2 separate regions of the Homo sapiens genome follow, and region 1 is linked to region 2. Evidence: chromatin contacts called from ENCODE Hi-C or POLR2A ChIA-PET data. All regions are on one chromosome and are shown on one strand. Each heading gives the region's core, a stretch centred on a gene start or an enhancer-like site at or near the end of the contact. The rest is flanking DNA. Distances are from core to core; before and after follow the strand shown. Region 1 overlaps LOC102724497 (a long non-coding RNA gene). Region 2 has its middle 40 kb from the start of SEMA4F.

Region 1 (2,952 bases), core at 23-2,522, 46 kb before region 2:
TAGTGTATATTTGTGCCACCTATTTAAATCCTCTTGGGAAGGAGACAAGAAATAAACACCTACTTACTTATAAATACATGAGGACGTACACCATATAGGTGGCATGCAGATCAGGGAAGAGAAGATGTCAAGAGAGACCAGGAAGAGGGCATTGGAGAAACAGACAGAGTAGTAAAGAGATGGGTCACAGAAGCCAAGAGGAGAGAGCATTAGAAAGAGGGAGCAGCTGGCTGGCAGCATGTCACATGTTGCCAAGAGGTTAAATTGGATGAAGACTAAAAAAAGGCCTTGGGATTGAGCGATGAGAAGGTCACCAGGGACCACAAGGACACTTCATTGCCCTATTGCATCAGACACAAATGAGAGATGAAGAAGTGGAAGCAGCAAGGACAGACATACAAGTTCAAGAAATTTGTAAGCAGGAAGAAAAAAGAACCGTGGATTAAGTGAGGGGAGGAGGCTTTTATTTTCTTGTTTTGTCTTGTGGTTTTTAGGGAGTGGATGCAAACACAGATGGGAAGGTAAGCTTCAACAGGACACTGCCAGGAAGAAGCATGAAGAAAGAGATAAACCCAGAGGCGGAATGAACCCTTTGGCAGTGGAGATATCTGACCATGGAGATGGTGAGAAAGCTCAAATCTCAGTTCTGGCTTTCCTTTGCATTTATAGCTGAAGGACTGACATGTGCATGGTGATTGGAGGAACCCAAGAAGTGAGTTTCTATCCTTTCCCCTACAGAAATACTGTGGGAGGCATTGCTCCAGAGGTAGACTCCTGGCACTCCTATTCCTGCCCCGCACCCTCACACACACTCAGTGCACGTCCCCAGGGACAGTCCCTTCTCTGGGCCTTATTTTTCCTGCCTGAGGCTCCTGGTGGGAGTGATGCTACCTTGGGGGAGTCTCAGGAGAGGAAGTGGAGCACACAGGCAGGAGGGAAAAAAGGAGGGAGGCAGGAAGAGCATAAACCAGGGCTCGGCTATGCCAGCTCAAGGCTCAGGAATTCCATATTCTAATTCCAGCTTCTCTTAAAGGGCTGGGTTCTCTCTGATTGATGGATAATTCCTGTTCTGCCTATTCTGCAATCATGCTTCCATTTCCATTCCAAAGATGAACCCAAAGAAACTTGTATCCAAAAAAAGGCTTAAAAAGTAGTGGTGACTCGGAAGGGCGAGGCCCGTGGCTGCTGGCAGCATATATGTCATGCCACCTATTCCTGCGTGCTTACATAATCGCAGTGCAACCGTGACTCACAGCCCGACAGCCAAGCTGAAACGTGATTAAGTCCTACAACCCTTCTGCCTGGAGCAGGGCAGGGCATGCTGTTTAACCCCTCTGCTGCCACAGCCTGGTGAGAAGGTAGTGCCCTTCGGTAGAAGAGCTCCTCCAGATGGATGAGTCCAACGCATTGGGAAAGGACCCCTGACCTGCATAAATACTTCTCTGAGACAGCAGCAAAAGGTCTTTCATTCCACAGATACAAATATTCCTGGGAGAGGTGACACATGGAATCCCTGCGTTTTAAAGCTGAGAAAACTTTAGACTTACCCAAGTTGAGTCATCCCCTTTAACAGACGAGGCTACCGAGGCCCAGTATCTAGTGAGAGATTAGTGACCACTCAAGGTCACAATGTGAGATAGCAGCAGAGTGGGGACTTGAACCTGGGTCTCCTGGCAGCAAGTCCAAAATGTGGTAGCCCTGACAACCCATTGAGAAGATTGCCCCTCTATATTCCAGGCTGCCAGCCAAGTGGTTCCGCACTTCACAGTAGCCTGCGTGCACCTGCTGTCTTCATACAGCCCTAGCAAGAATGACCCCAAAAGGGTTGTTCCTTAATCTCCAAGCTCCACTTAAAAGTCTCACAACTGGAGTTCTGGGGAGAACAGTATTTGGATTCAGGTCGAATCTCCAGCTCTGGAGTCTGTCCACATGGATGTGGTTGTGTCTGACACTTCCTAGCTCAGTGACTTTGAGCATCTATTTGAGTCTCAGTCACCTCATCTGTGAAATGGGGATAAAAACAGTAGTGCTGTTGTGAAATCATTGAAATAATTTGTCAGAGGTGCCTGTCACAGTGCCTGGCATGCAGTAAGTGCTCACAAGTGGTAGCTGCTACTCCAGTGTTAGAAGCACGGCTGCCTTCACGAACGACAGGGAGTTCCCGCTGGAAGCACTCAGAGAATGCTGCCTTCAGGCTGACCCCCAACACTCACAGGCTTCATGATAATCTCAGTGCAGAGCTTCTCTATAAAGACCTCAAAGCTCCACCAGCCAGCTAGACACTGTGTGACCTGAATCCTGTCCAGGCCCCTGCCTTGCTGTTGCTGACATCCAGATGAAAAGATCTGGATTGCCACATCCTACCTGGTGTTATCTCTGGCAGTGGCAGCAAAGGATTGTCTGATGGGGAATGGCTCCACAAAAGGTTAAAATGCCATCCCCTTCCCCAAATGTCTGTCCTGGTTTCACTTAATAACCAAATGATTCTGTCATCCAAGGGTTCATCTAGATAAATGATTGCAAACAAATCTTTTATTTTTATAATTGTCCTATTGAAACATGTTTAAAGCCTGTATTCTAGGGGAAGGGAAGCTATAAATATTAACAGTAGTGAGAGAAGCACTGGACTGGGGACAGCAGGAAGAGGGGAAGGGAGGGTGAGGGGATGGCTTGAAAATAGAGAAGAAAGTAAAAGCCTGCACACTGAATGGTTAGACCCCCTCACCCTTCCCCTGCTTATTTCCAAGAATGCTGGCAATCAGGTTCATATCCTCCAGCAAAGAGACTAGAGAATCTTAATCTGGAAAATTGAATCATACTGGAAGAAAGCCATACAGATCCTACAGATACTGACATTTGGAAGTGTCTCAGTGCAAAAATCCTGTCATTGCACAAATGTACTGTAGCAGTTGGCCTCAACCCTATCAGACTCAACACCTTCTTTTTTGTTGT
Region 2 (2,882 bases), core at 350-2,849:
ACTTCAGAATGCCTTCTAAATGGGCAAAGAGTGCTGAACTAGGTGGCAGAGGTTCAGATTTGATTTTAGGTGGGGCCCTGGCTTCCCTGAATTTGCTCAGCTGTGAGACTAGGGTGGCCCTGTATGCTCTCAGTCCCTTACAGCCTTGCTCTTCTATAAATAAGGTATTTTCCTGGATCGCACCCTGTGTTGTATTACCACTCCCTTCTGTGCCCTTTCGTTGTACAGACAGTATCAAGTTTAATGAGTATGTTTGACACCAACTTCGGGAGAATTCCCAGCATCTCACAATTCATATCTGGTTACTTCCTGCTCTTGGATTATATTTGTCAATCGTCCATGCCATGTACTTCTCTCTTAGGCTTTATTCAGAGGCTTTTAAATTTGCACTTTAACTTGGATTAGTCCTTTTAGAAAGCAATTTGGTCATATAAAAGGTAACTCATTTACTCTTTTGAAAGAGTTTAATACAGCGTCCTGTTTCTTGGGGAATTACCCTCTATATGACAAAGTCCAGTTGTTTTATTCATTGATTTGGATTTACTTCTGTTGAGGGTTGTAGGGATGAGGGAGTAGGGATAACAGAAATCCATGGGTAGAGGATATGGAAAACAAGGTGAGCCAACTGCTCTGCTACATTTGGAGAGAAAAAGGCAAGGCTGAGGACGACAAAAGTCCAGACAGGGGAGTGCTCTGTGCAGAAAAGAAGCACTGTTGTGCTCTGAGGTTGTGCAAAGGAGATCATTGTGTGAGAAGCATGGAGACAGAGCCTGAAGGTTCAAGGAGGATAGAGGAGCTCTACGAGTATAAGACACCAGCTCTGCAATTGAGTCTGCTCCCAGCTACACGGGAGGCAACTCGACTCACATCTGGCTGAGTGTCTGATGCTGTTGTGGACAGTGTTGCTATAACCTGCTGAGACACGCAGAGATCCCAGCACAACAATTTTCCTCTTTTTATTCCTTAAAAACCATTTTAGTTCAAAAACAAAATTTCAAATAATAAAAAAAATTCTCCTCCCAGCTATCACAGTCCTCAGTATCTACTAAAAGGAGTTGAAAACATATCCACAAAAACACCTGCACATGTATGTTTATAACAGCTTCATTCATAATTGCCAAAACCTGGAAGCAACCAAGATGTCCTTTAGGAGGCGAGTGGATAAATAAACTGCAGCACATCCAGACAATAGAATATTATTCAGCACTAAAAAGAAACAGGCTACATTAACCAGTCAATGTACATATTGCTTGGCAAGACTAAGCTTCAGCTTGTCCAGCATAAGTCTTGACTTACACTTCTGTATTCCCTACAGCAACTAGCCTCATGCTTTCCACCTGAAAGATGTTCCACAAGTGTTTGTTAATTTTACCTGATTGGCATCAAAATGAAGATAGCAACACAGAGCTGTTATTTAAAAGAATAAGCCAGAAGCTGAATGGTATTGTTTTTAACTATTAGGACATGTCACCACGCATCAGTCTTTCCCAACTCATTGTTAGCTGGGAATGACTGGGAATAGGAACGCTGGGGGAAAAATCCTGGATGGGTGTGGCTAATAAAGAGGATATGGCTGTGGAGCAGATAGACTTGGCTTCAAACTCTGCATTTACTACTTCCTAGCTGGGGACCTTGAGCAAACTGAGCTCTGGGTTCCTCATTTTGTAAAAAGAGTTCAAAAGGGCTCTTGGTGTGGTTGAAATGAGAGTTCGAAATAATATACTCAGAGCACCTGCCAAGGTGTCTGGCCCCAAGCTGCTCAATGTCTAACAATGATTTCATCACCTTCCTTGCTTCCATCATGTGCTGGAAAATCTAAGTGCATTAAAAAAAATGAGAGACTGAAGGATGTGAATCGCTATGAGAAAGCATGAATATCAAGAAGAAAGCATAAAAGGTATGAAAGAAGCACGCACACACACATGCACACACACGTGCAGCAATTCCAGGCTCAACTGTCTTGTCTGCAGATGTTTTATCAAACATAGGAATATATTATAGCCAAGTTGTCTAAACTCTGTTTACCTGAGTCTATCAGAGTTTATCTGTTAGTAATCTATCTCTAAAAGGCTGAAAGCTTCCTGGTTCATTCTAACACAGCAGTCCCGTTTCTGAGAATTTACTTTAAAGTATATCCACACACCTACAAAATAATGGATTTATGGGGTTGCTTACTGCAGCAGAAGACTGGAAACACCTCAAATATCTATCACTACTGGGAACTGGTTGAATAAACAAACTATGACACAACCACACAAAGGAACACTGTAGCAATAAAAAAAAAATGAGGAAACACCCTATGAACTGATAGAGGACAATTTCCTTGATTTACAGTTAAAAAGAGCAGGTATAGCACAGGTTATAAAGCATGCTACCTTTTCTGAAATATTTTCAAGGCAACAACTTCACCTTCCCGATCTGCAAAACCACTAACACAGGGATGATCTTAGGAACCAACGTGGCTTCAGCACTAGGACATTCACAGGCTAAAGGAGAAAAACTATACCATCATCTTACTGGCTGCTTATGAAGATATTTGACATAATTCAACATCCATCCTATCCTCTTAAAAGAAAAATATAAAACCCTGTTAGTGTTAGAGGTAATGCAAAGACTCCCTCTGTATTACAAACCTATTAGAAACCAAGAGGAAGTGTGAAAAACAATGGTGAAATACTAAAGGCACTGCTATAAAATCAGGTTCAAGTCAAGAATGAGTTCTGTCTGGGCCAGTTCTGGAAGTTCCAGCCAACATGCTGAAATAAGAAAGAGAAGAAAGAAACAAATGTATTATTTTCAAATGATGTGATGTTAATCAATGGAAGGTTAGTTAAAATAAGAAATATCAAGCAACAGAATCCTATGCAGGATGATGATATAGA

The links. Hi-C counts contacts between places; a loop is a spot of excess contacts on that map. ChIA-PET counts read pairs that join two places held with the same protein, here RNA polymerase II (POLR2A). Pooled maps may share reads with other maps.
Region 1: a loop to region 2 is called in a map of endothelial cell of hepatic sinusoid, with 5 times the contacts of the local background. The contact joins two enhancer-like sites. A Hi-C loop is called at or near these places in 2 of 168 maps with a recorded cell type or tissue (endothelial cell of hepatic sinusoid and mammary epithelial cell), 1 of 37 single-sample maps with no recorded cell type and 1 of 50 pooled maps. POLR2A ChIA-PET finds 5 or more read pairs at or near these places in 2 of 52 experiments (MCF 10A and activated T-cell).

Annotation. Positions count from the first base shown.
Region 1 is chr2:74,739,196-74,742,147 of GRCh38, reverse strand. The region is part of intron 2 of LOC102724497 (a long non-coding RNA gene); the gene reads right to left. Among named protein-coding and RNA genes, the nearest start is that of SEMA4F, 86 kb to the right of the region's middle. RefSeq lists an enhancer at 756-1,955. Within about 2 kb of position 1,272, at least 10 of the 41 ENCODE cell types and tissues checked have a DNase peak (open chromatin) inside an H3K27ac peak, as active enhancers do.
Region 2 is chr2:74,693,198-74,696,079 of GRCh38, reverse strand. It overlaps a transcript of SEMA4F not described here. Among named protein-coding and RNA genes, the nearest start is that of SEMA4F, 40 kb to the right of the region's middle. Within about 2 kb of position 1,599, at least 2 of the 41 ENCODE cell types and tissues checked have a DNase peak (open chromatin) inside an H3K27ac peak, as active enhancers do.